2 separate regions of the Homo sapiens genome follow, and region 2 is linked to region 1. The links are chromatin contacts, found by Hi-C or POLR2A ChIA-PET in ENCODE. All regions are on one chromosome and are shown on one strand. The core of a region is the stretch at or near the end of the contact, and the rest is flanking DNA. Distances in the headings are between cores, read along the strand shown. Region 1 overlaps NOP58 (NOP58 ribonucleoprotein). Region 2 overlaps CD28 (CD28 molecule).

What was found. A loop is a pair of places that touch in the nucleus more often than their neighbours do. ChIA-PET counts read pairs that join two places held with the same protein, here RNA polymerase II (POLR2A). Pooled maps may share reads with other maps.
Region 2: a pooled map shows a loop between it and region 1 (4-fold over the local background). The contact joins two enhancer-like sites. A Hi-C loop is called at or near these places in 5 of 50 pooled maps. POLR2A ChIA-PET finds 5 or more read pairs at or near these places in 3 of 52 experiments (OCI-LY7, activated CD4-positive, alpha-beta T cell and activated T-cell).

What each region holds. Positions count from the first base shown.
Region 1 is chr2:202,266,873-202,272,779 of GRCh38, forward strand. The region is part of intron 1 of NOP58 (NOP58 ribonucleoprotein); the gene reads left to right. Among named protein-coding and RNA genes, the nearest start is that of NOP58, 4.1 kb to the left of the region's middle. Within about 2 kb of position 2,824, at least 4 of the 41 ENCODE cell types and tissues checked have a DNase peak (open chromatin) inside an H3K27ac peak, as active enhancers do.
Region 2 is chr2:203,736,625-203,742,531 of GRCh38, forward strand. It overlaps CD28 (CD28 molecule), which reads left to right. Exons shown (of 4, transcript NM_006139.4): 4 at 1-2,288. Among named protein-coding and RNA genes, the nearest start is that of CD28, 33 kb to the left of the region's middle. Within about 2 kb of position 2,912, at least 2 of the 41 ENCODE cell types and tissues checked have a DNase peak (open chromatin) inside an H3K27ac peak, as active enhancers do.

The DNA of each region.
Region 1 (5,907 bases), core at 1,574-4,073:
GACTAAAGATTTCCGGTTTGGGCTGTGCGAAGCTTGCGTTGTCTATTAGACCTGATAATGCAGTTGTGTAGATCGGGCAGTTCAGTATTTCAGATTTGAAGCTTAGGGGAAAACATCTGGGCTGGTGATGTCAGTTTGAGGTTTGGTTGTTTTCGTGGGGAAAGTTTGACAAGTTCGTCAGCACTGAAATGGTTGAATGGTAAGACATTCGTATCGCAAGATGCTGTTGAGATGTTAGGAAGAATGAGTGAGATTGAGTGCCTTTTCTTGTGCGGTGCAACTCTTCTGAGGTCTGTGAATATAGCAATGAAAAATAAAGTTTTTATGTATATTCTACATATATATATGTTGGTAGAAAGCAAAAACGCTAGGTAAAAATAAATGTAATACAATTTTAGCTATGAACCAAAAAACCATTTGTGGTGTGGATGCAAGAAAGTCTGGATGGGTGCAGAGTTCTCCATGTTTCACTTCTGACATTTGAAAATACGCAGTTTGCATTTGATACGTCAAATGTTATTTTTAAGAAAACCAATAAAATCATTAAAACCGAAAAGGCAGTTTTGCTTGTTTTTACCTTAGTTGGAGTTATCTGCAATTGCCGTATTAGTGTTTTAAGGAACTTGTAAGTAAGCTCCTTAGTCCCCTTTAGAGCTACGAAACATGTCAATTTTACTTTTCTCCAGCTTTTTGGAATCTTATCTAAATTACCATGTAGAGTTCTGCATAGCTTCAAATTCTCTTAGCCAATGTGGTCTGTAAGTGTCTATCGATGAATTTCACCGTTAATTGCCGTAGTATACTGTCCTGTACCGGATGTGAAGAGGAGCAACTCTGCACAGTGCACTGGTTGTCTCCCATGGTAGGAAGGAATTGGCTTATCAATGGTCGGATTTCTAGACCTGGGTCCTAAAATACTCAACCGTGTCTCGATGAATTACTGATTTCTATTAATGAAAAGTGTCCTCCTCCATGAAAATGTCTTTGAGTATTCCGTTGGAGTTTGCAGTGCTATTTATCTGCAAGTTACTGTTCAAAATGATTAAATTGTGGTTTATGTAACCTAGTACTAAAGAAATAACTAGTTAAGCTCGAATATGTTGACATTGATTAGTTTGTAATTATTGGAATTAACATTGATCGTTTCTGAGTATAAAAGACATACAAACGTTCTGGAACTAGTGATGGCTGCACATTTTTGTGAAAATGCACTACTAAAAAGTGAATTGTACACTTTAAAAGGGCAAATATTAAGATACATGTAAAATTAATATGATATATGGTGAATTTTATCTCCTAAAAAAGTAGACATACGGTTCAAAGTTATTAGTTTCCTTTCCCATAATCTTTCAAAATGCTAGGGTATAAAATTATGTTGGTTGCCAGGCATGGTGGCTCATGCCTGTAATCCCAGCACTTTGGGAGGCCGAGGCCGGCGGATCACAAGGTCAGGAGTTTGAGACCAGCCTAACCAACATGGTGAAACCCCGTCTCTACTAAAAAAATAGAAAAATTAGCTGGGCGTGGTGGTGTGCGCCTGTAATCTCAGCTACTTGGGAGGCTGAGGCGGGAGCATTGCTTGAACCCGGGAGGCGGAGGTTGTGGTGAGCTGAGATCGTGCCATTGCACTCCAGCCTGGGCAATAAGAGCACAACTCCGTCTCAAAAAAAAAAATTATATTGGATGCATATAATTCATGCTTTGATGAGAATGCTTTAGGAAGTTTTTTGAAGTTTTTTGTTTTTTTGTTTTTTTTGAGACGGAGTTTCACTCTTGTTGCCCAGGCTGGAGTGCAATGGCGCGATCTTGGCTCACCACAACCTCTGCCTCCCAGGATCAAGCAATTCTCCTGCCTCAGCCTCCCGAGTAGCTGGGATTACCAGCATGCACCACCACGCCCAGCTAATTTTGTATGTTTAGTAGTGACAGGGTTTCTCCATGTTGAGGCTGGTCTCGAACTCCTGACCTCAGGTGATCTGCCCGCCTCAGCCTCCCAAAGTGCTGGGATTACAGGCGTGAGCCACTGCACCTGGCCTTGAAGTTTTTTTTAAACTTCCATTTACAGTGAGGAAAACATTTTATGTATAACCCATGTACACATACAAATTCATGTTTATGTATTTAAAATTTATTTTGAGGCAGGGTCTTGCTCTGTCACCCAGGCTGGGGTGCAGTGGCAGGATCATGGCTCATTGCAGCCTTGGCCTCCTGGGTCAAGTGATCCTCCCACCTCCTCCCGAGTAGCTGGGACTACAGGCTCAAGCCACCATGCCTGGCTAATTATTTATTTATTTGTATTTGTATTTATTTATTTTTTGAGATGGAGTCTCACTCTGTTGCCCAGGCTGGAGTGCAGTGGTGTGATCTCGGCTCACTGCAACCTCCGCCTCCTGGGTTCAAACGATTTTCCTGCCTCAGCCTCCCAAGTAGCTGGGATTACAGGCGTGAGCCACCATGCCTGGCCTAAATTTTTTTTTTTTTTTTTAAGAGGCAGAGTCTCACTATGTTGCCTAGGCTGGTCTCAAACTCCTGGCCTCAAGGTGCTGGGATTACAGCCATGAGGTACGGTGTTCTGCCCACTTATGTGTTTAGAGCGATTCAAAAGGAAAACACTTCCAAAAAGTTATTGCTCATTAACAGGGTTATATATATATAAATGTAAAGACATTGTGTAAAGGAACTGTTGTGATTAATTCTAGGATATTATAAAAATTCAGCCTGTGGCCGAGAGCAGTGGCTCACGCCTGTAACCCCAGCTACTTGGAAGGCTGAGGCAGGACAATCAGTTGAACCTAGGAGCAGAGGTTGCAATGAGCTGCGGTCGCGCCACTGCAGTGCAGCCTGGGCGACAGGGCAAGACTCCGTCTCAAAAAAAAGAAAAAAAGAAAAAAAGAAATTCCACCTGTGTCCTTGTGTCACGTGGCACACAGCATAAGATTTTAGTCTTGCTCATACCAGACTTCCTTCAGCTGCTCTTCCATGTGGTAGCCATTAGTACGTATAACCATTTCACATGAGATGTAACTGATAGGACTGAGGAAGTGAATTTTAACTTACTTGAATTTTAATGGTTATATTGTACAGTGTAGCTGTGTAGCATAGCATTTTGTGTCACTTCATTTTCTCAAGGTTTGGAGAAAGATTTTTGATGTACATACCAAATGTCTATATAAAACCTAAGTACTGAGCAATATATTTTTTCTAACTTTATTGGGTGTACTTTACATACTGTATAACTCACCTATAGGTTTTAGTTACAATCCAGTTTTATAGTACACTTTGTTGCAAAAAGTTCTCATGCCCATTTTCAAGTTAGTCCTGCTCTAGACAACCACTGTTCAGCTTTCTTTTTGCATAATTTTTTCTAGAAGTTTCATGTAAGTGGAGTAGTATTTTAGTCTTTTGTGTTTGGCTTTTTTCACTTAGTGTAATGCTTCTGAAGCTAACCGAAGAGCTTTTTCACATTTGTTGCGTGTATGGATTTGTTTCTTTTTGAGCAGTGCACATTTTAAACTAATTATCAGTTTTATCCTGTATTTAAACAAGTTTCATAAAATATTAACTTGCTCATATTGTCTGTGGAAGTGAAACTTAAAAGTTAGCATCAAATAATTTACACAAAACATAGAGGTTGGGTGCAGTGGCTCACGCCTGTCACCCTAACACTTTGGGAGGGTGAAGCAGGAGGATTGTTTGAGCCCAGGAGTTGCAGACCAGCCTGGGCAACATGGCGGAAAAAAAATTAGCTGGGCACAGTGGTGCTTGCCTGTAGTCCCAGCTGCTGCAGGAGGCTGAGGTGGGAGGGAGGTCACGGCTGCAGTGAGCTGTGATTGAGCCTCTGCACTTTAGCCTGGACAACAGAGTGAGACCTCATCTCAAAACAAAACAAAAACCACACAAAGTCTCAAGCAATCAATTAAAAATGAAAATGAGGAGGCTGGACATGGTGGCTCACACCTGTAATCCCAGCACTTTGGAAGGCTGGGGTGGGCAGATCATGAGGTCAGGAGTTTGAAACCAGCCTGGCCAACATAGTGAAACCCCGTCTCTACTAAAAATACAAAAATTAGCCGGGCATGGTGGTGTGTGTCGCCAAATCTGTAGTCCCAGCTGAGGCAGGAGGATCGCTTGAACCAGGGAGGTGGAGGTTGCAGTGAGAAGACCGCGCCTCTGCACTCCCCAGCCTGCGTGACAGGGCGAGACACTGTCTCAAAAAAAAACAAAAAAAGTGATTAAAATTCTTAATTCCATATACCCTCACCAATATTCTGTATCAGCTGCCCAAGTATTAGATAGGATGGGCTCAATCCTAAAAGGCACAACCCCCATATTTAACATCCCTAAAATTGGGATGTCTTACAATTGATGACAGGTCAATTGGGAGTGTAAAAGAATAACATAAGCTGGGTGTGGTGGCTCACGCCTGTCATCCCAGTACTTTGGGAGGCTGAGGCAGGTAGATTGCCAGACCTCAGGAGTTCGAGACCAGCCTGGGCAACAGGGTGCAACCCCGACTTTACTAAAATACAAAAAAAAAAAAAAAAATTAGCCAGGCATGGCAGCATGTGCCTGTAATCCCAGCTACTTGGGAGGCTGAGGCAGGAGAGTTGCTTTAACCAGGGAGGTGGAGGTTGTAGTGAGCTGAGATCACGCCACTGCGGTCCAGCCTGGCCGACAGAGCGCAAGACTCCGTCTCAAAAATAAAAAAAAAAAGAATAGCATGTTAAATTTTGTGAAATAGAGTATGCACAGATATTATGCATATATTTTTATTTAAAAAACCAGCTGGATCAGGCGCCATGGTTCCTTCCTGCACTCCCAGCACTTTGAGAGGCCAAGGCAAGAGGATCACTTGAGTCCAGAAGTTAGAGATCAGCCTGGGCAACAAAGCAAGCCCCTGTCTCTACAAAAAGATTTTTAAAAGAGCTAGATGTCGCAGTGTGCACCTATAGTCCTAGCTACTTGGGAGGCCGAGGCAGAAGAATCGCTTGAGGCCAGGAGTTTGAAGCTGTAGTGACATAGGACCACACCACTCCACTCCAGCCTGGACAACAAAGCGAGACCCTGTCTCTGGAAAAACAACACAGCTAGTAAATTTAAAACTATACTTTGCTAATAAGCATTATTTATCAAGTCCATAATATAGCACATCTACACATTAAGACGCAGTTCTAGTCTGGTTATATATTATTTTCAGTAAGAGAAACACAATGTTGCAAGTTGTATAAAACTTAGATGAGTGACAAGATGATTTTAGGGGTTTGTTCTGATGTATAATTTTTTTTTTTTTTTTTTTTTTGAGACGGAGTCTTGCTGTCGCCCAGGCTGGAGTGCAGTGGCGCGATCTCAGCTCACTGCAGGCTCCGCCCCCTGGGGTTCACGCCATTCTGTTGCCTCAGCCTCCCGAGTAGCTGGAACTACAGGCGCCTTCCACCTCGCCCAGCTAATTTTTTTGTATTTTTAGTTAGAGGCGGGGTTTCACCGTGTTAGCTAGGATGGTCTCGATCTCCTGACCTCGTGATTCGCCCGCCTCAGCCTCCCAGAGTGCTGGGATTACAGGCATGAGCCACCGTGCCCAGCCTGTATAAATTTAATCACACATGGTTGAATTAGATATGTTGGTAAAAATAACCCAAACTAGAAAAACTTAGAGTCACACAAAGCAATAAACAACTACAAAGCCTAGAGTTGGTATTAACAATTTATAAACTAATAGCTCTAACTTTGTATATCATGAAGTTTTAGAATCCAGAGACACCTCACCAAGTCTCATGACTATACTGAAAACACTGATTAAAATTTTTTGAAATTGTTCAGAGAATGCAGCTAACCATAACTGAAGTTCACTATTTTTAAGAGGACATGTATCAAATAGGGGATATGACTCATGAGTAAAATTCACATTTT
Region 2 (5,907 bases), core at 1,662-4,161, 1.5 Mb after region 1:
GGCCCTTCAGTGGCCCTCACCATTTGTTCATGCTTCAGTTAATTCAGGTGTTGAAGGAGCTTAGGTTTTAGAGGCACGTAGACTTGGTTCAAGTCTCGTTAGTAGTTGAATAGCCTCAGGCAAGTCACTGCCCACCTAAGATGATGGTTCTTCAACTATAAAATGGAGATAATGGTTACAAATGTCTCTTCCTATAGTATAATCTCCATAAGGGCATGGCCCAAGTCTGTCTTTGACTCTGCCTATCCCTGACATTTAGTAGCATGCCCGACATACAATGTTAGCTATTGGTATTATTGCCATATAGATAAATTATGTATAAAAATTAAACTGGGCAATAGCCTAAGAAGGGGGGAATATTGTAACACAAATTTAAACCCACTACGCAGGGATGAGGTGCTATAATATGAGGACCTTTTAACTTCCATCATTTTCCTGTTTCTTGAAATAGTTTATCTTGTAATGAAATATAAGGCACCTCCCACTTTTATGTATAGAAAGAGGTCTTTTAATTTTTTTTTAATGTGAGAAGGAAGGGAGGAGTAGGAATCTTGAGATTCCAGATCGAAAATACTGTACTTTGGTTGATTTTTAAGTGGGCTTCCATTCCATGGATTTAATCAGTCCCAAGAAGATCAAACTCAGCAGTACTTGGGTGCTGAAGAACTGTTGGATTTACCCTGGCACGTGTGCCACTTGCCAGCTTCTTGGGCACACAGAGTTCTTCAATCCAAGTTATCAGATTGTATTTGAAAATGACAGAGCTGGAGAGTTTTTTGAAATGGCAGTGGCAAATAAATAAATACTTTTTTTTAAATGGAAAGACTTGATCTATGGTAATAAATGATTTTGTTTTCTGACTGGAAAAATAGGCCTACTAAAGATGAATCACACTTGAGATGTTTCTTACTCACTCTGCACAGAAACAAAGAAGAAATGTTATACAGGGAAGTCCGTTTTCACTATTAGTATGAACCAAGAAATGGTTCAAAAACAGTGGTAGGAGCAATGCTTTCATAGTTTCAGATATGGTAGTTATGAAGAAAACAATGTCATTTGCTGCTATTATTGTAAGAGTCTTATAATTAATGGTACTCCTATAATTTTTGATTGTGAGCTCACCTATTTGGGTTAAGCATGCCAATTTAAAGAGACCAAGTGTATGTACATTATGTTCTACATATTCAGTGATAAAATTACTAAACTACTATATGTCTGCTTTAAATTTGTACTTTAATATTGTCTTTTGGTATTAAGAAAGATATGCTTTCAGAATAGATATGCTTCGCTTTGGCAAGGAATTTGGATAGAACTTGCTATTTAAAAGAGGTGTGGGGTAAATCCTTGTATAAATCTCCAGTTTAGCCTTTTTTGAAAAAGCTAGACTTTCAAATACTAATTTCACTTCAAGCAGGGTACGTTTCTGGTTTGTTTGCTTGACTTCAGTCACAATTTCTTATCAGACCAATGGCTGACCTCTTTGAGATGTCAGGCTAGGCTTACCTATGTGTTCTGTGTCATGTGAATGCTGAGAAGTTTGACAGAGATCCAACTTCAGCCTTGACCCCATCAGTCCCTCGGGTTAACTAACTGAGCCACCGGTCCTCATGGCTATTTTAATGAGGGTATTGATGGTTAAATGCATGTCTGATCCCTTATCCCAGCCATTTGCACTGCCAGCTGGGAACTATACCAGACCTGGATACTGATCCCAAAGTGTTAAATTCAACTACATGCTGGAGATTAGAGATGGTGCCAATAAAGGACCCAGAACCAGGATCTTGATTGCTATAGACTTATTAATAATCCAGGTCAAAGAGAGTGACACACACTCTCTCAAGACCTGGGGTGAGGGAGTCTGTGTTATCTGCAAGGCCATTTGAGGCTCAGAAAGTCTCTCTTTCCTATAGATATATGCATACTTTCTGACATATAGGAATGTATCAGGAATACTCAACCATCACAGGCATGTTCCTACCTCAGGGCCTTTACATGTCCTGTTTACTCTGTCTAGAATGTCCTTCTGTAGATGACCTGGCTTGCCTCGTCACCCTTCAGGTCCTTGCTCAAGTGTCATCTTCTCCCCTAGTTAAACTACCCCACACCCTGTCTGCTTTCCTTGCTTATTTTTCTCCATAGCATTTTACCATCTCTTACATTAGACATTTTTCTTATTTATTTGTAGTTTATAAGCTTCATGAGGCAAGTAACTTTGCTTTGTTTCTTGCTGTATCTCCAGTGCCCAGAGCAGTGCCTGGTATATAATAAATATTTATTGACTGAGTGAATGAGTTTTACATGGCCTTATGAATTAACGGTGAGTCTAAATGTTATAATCATACTTTGAGAGGGAGAAAGCCAGTTCTATTTTCTACTTTCCTCTTAAGAAGTTCAAAAATTCATTTTATTAAAAAAACAGGAGGTAAAATATATACACAGCCAAATCTAGTGAAAGAAAATCTGATGAATATAAGTTCATTTACGTTTTAGAAATTTTTGTGCAGTGAGGAAAACCAGTACTGTTAGAAAAGTCATGCCAACTCAGCCACTGTCAGGAGTAAGTTGATTTTCCATTGAAGTCCCCAAATTCCCTCTTAATGGAGTATTGGCTATATCTTAAACATATCTTTAGTTTAAGACTTCTGAAAATGTTGTCTTTGTCTAAAATGTTAAAATCCCATCCTACTACTGACCTGCTACTCTTTTTTCTGGGGTGATTTTACCCCCAACAAATTCTATAAATGCCTTCTCTGGCTCTGATTCAAAAAGTGCTCACAAATGGAAATGCTGGGGACAGAAAATTTCAACTTCTTCACCTGTCATACTCATATCATAGCTGAACACTCTAATAGCACACACACACACACACACACACACACACACAGACCCACACACACACACACACACCCCTATCATCTTCTGGGTAGGGGAAGGGAAAGGCGCTTGAACAACAGACACAAGAGCTGGTCTAATAATTCATGTAGCACCTTCTGTTTCCTTCGTTGAAATTTTACTCTGAAGGTGACTCAGAGTCAATTAAATTGGTGTGCAATGAGTTCATCTCTAAACTGATTCTTTTCTTTGGTGAAATGAAGCTTATTAAACTTAATAAAGGTAATTAAACTTGAAAAAGATGAGCTTATATGTCTCTTACTACTCCAAGAAAGACTGAACTCAGCTGGTTACTCATGGATAGTTCAATAAGACAAATCAAATCAATTGGAAAGGAACGAGATGGGTAAAAAAAAAAAAGCCATTAAATGAATCTGCTCAATAAGCACTCCTTTACCATGCTAATAAAAATAATGTAACCCAGTTCTGTAAAAAGGTTCTAGTACTTTGAAACTCAAGTTCAAAACAAAATAAAATGCAAACTTCGCTTCACCTAACACCTCCCACAACATTCTAGCTACCCAACTGGGTGAATATTGTAATTGCCCACAACCCCGAATTCACTTTTTCCCTCCAGTATGATAAAACAGATTGATTCCCTTTTAAAGCAATACCCTTTCTTCTCTCCCATCTTGTCGGTATCAGAGATAATGGATAGGTGAGAAAAAATTAAAGAAGCTTCTGGATTCATTGTAATGGGGACCTAACCATCACACTATGCAGCAGCAAATGGGATGGTCTGGAAAGCAGACCAGAACCTTGTCTGGTAACTTTGCTTCTAATGTCTGTCTGTGTTTCCTAAACTGAGGCCTAACTCTTGACTTTTTGACAGTGGTGCTCATAAGAAAGTTTGGGGCTGGGCACGGTCACTCATGCCTGTAATGTCAGCACTTTGGGAGGCTAATGCAGGAGGATCACTTGAGTCTAGGAGTTCAAGACCAGCTTGAACAACATAGGGAGACCCTGTCTGTATTAAAAAAAAAAATTAGCCAGACGTGATGGTGCAGGCCTGTAGTCCCAGCTACTTAGGAGGCTGAGGCTGCAGTGAACTGGGATCATACCCCTTCAAGAACACATGTGAATGGTGGGGCCTCTCAGCTTTCTCTGATTTGGCAACCCAGAAGAAATATGTGCTTTCTCTTTGAAGATTCACAGGATCCTAGCACTTGGAAACCTAGGCCACTGTCCAGAGCAGAAGGTCACACAATTTCTCAGAGTGACTTTTGTTCATTTCAGGGTGTTGACACCGGGCCCAACACTTGAAAATTGCTTGAGATGATAAATTGCTTGAGGTGATCAAAGAATATATCAGCTCTTCAAAGCTGACCTCATTCTTGGTGCAACTCTCAGGGCCAGAATGTGTGCTTCCCGAAGCTCATTTTCCTATCTGATTTGCCTGTTGAAACTCTGTGAAAGACCCTTGAATGCTAGGAATTTGAAGGGACAAAAAGTTGAAGAAAGGTGAATGGATTTCAGGGTGGAAGTGGACTGGATTTTACTCTCACTTCATCAGGCAGAGCTATCTCAGTGATAAATTGAAACTCTCCTCTGGCTCCAAAGAACAAATCATGAGCTGGGTGGAAATGTCAGTTGAGAAGAAGAGCAGCAAACAGCTTTGTTTTCCTATAGTTGTGGTTTTACATGGTGATGATGACACACGAAGATGAAAATGTGCAGCATGAACTCCAGTTGTTATCTGAGTGAGCATCTCTGCCAACACTGAAGGATATGTGTGGGTGTCACCTGAAAACAAAGAGAAAGACAGAGAGAGAAAAAGAAGAAAAGGAGGCCCTGTTTCGGAAAGAAGAGCCAGTTAATCAAAGATCAGCAGTGACAAGTGGCGCTGTTTATTTCATGAGCTTTATATGTGATTTCCTTCCCCTTGCTAATCTCGTCTGAATTTATTCTCTGGACTAAATATATTTGCATCTGGTGACTGAGGAAGGGGTGGAAAAGGTGACCTTGAATGGGCATCGGGGTAGTTACCATAGTTATTTAGTCATTTCTTCAGTCTCTTGGGCACACACTTAGCTTCCCAAATGGAGGTTTCTGCTAACTTTTGAGAACCTGTGACATATTACACAGGGAAGACAAACTTCAGGTGGTTGTTGGGGACCCTCTTTTATCCCCAACCCTATGCAATGCTTGTTTCATTTGCTTTATGTTTCTCCTTCCTCTCTTCTACTTCATTCATTCTAGAACTAGTTAATGGGCACCTGCCCAGCACTAAGATGTGGGCTAGGTACAGGGATGTGGCAGTGTGCAGCACAGATATTACCTCCACACTTCCGAAGTGTAGAGTGTCTGCTTTGTATATTACTTCAGTTTTTTTTTTCTTTTCCTGCCCCCTATATCCTGCTTCTAGGGGTAACCACTTAGTCTTGATTTTGGGACTTAGATCTTAATGTGGCTACTTGATAGCCTTTGTTGGTTTGCCTGAAATTCATTTCTTTGACATGTTCCTATTTAACATCTCTAACTCTTTCAATGTCATAGATCAGGAATCAGCAAATTTTTTTCTGTTAAGGGCCAGATAGTAAATATTTTAGGCTTTGTGACTATACTGTCTCTTATAGATAATAAGTTTTGCCACTGTAGTGTGAAAGCAGCCATAAACAATATATAAACAAATAAGCATGGCTGCATTCCAATAAACCTTTATTTATGGATATTGATATGTGAAGTTCGTGTGATTTTCATGTCATGCAATATTACTTTTCCTTTGTTTTTTTCCCCCAACCATTTATAGATGGAAAATCCATTTTTAGTTCATGGGCTGTACAAAGGCAGGTAGTGGGCTGGACATGGCTTATGGGCTACGGTTTGCTGATCCTTGACTTAGATCTAAGCTGCAACCTTAGCTATAGGCTTATTTTTGAGTTCCAGCCACCTTCTACATTTTTAGGGCCAGAAGGAATTGGTTTGAATGTGTGTAAAGGCTTCTTGGGAGTGCTGAGAGTCAAGCATCTCTTTTGAAAGAAGGACATGGATCAATAAAGAAGAAGGAAGAGCTTT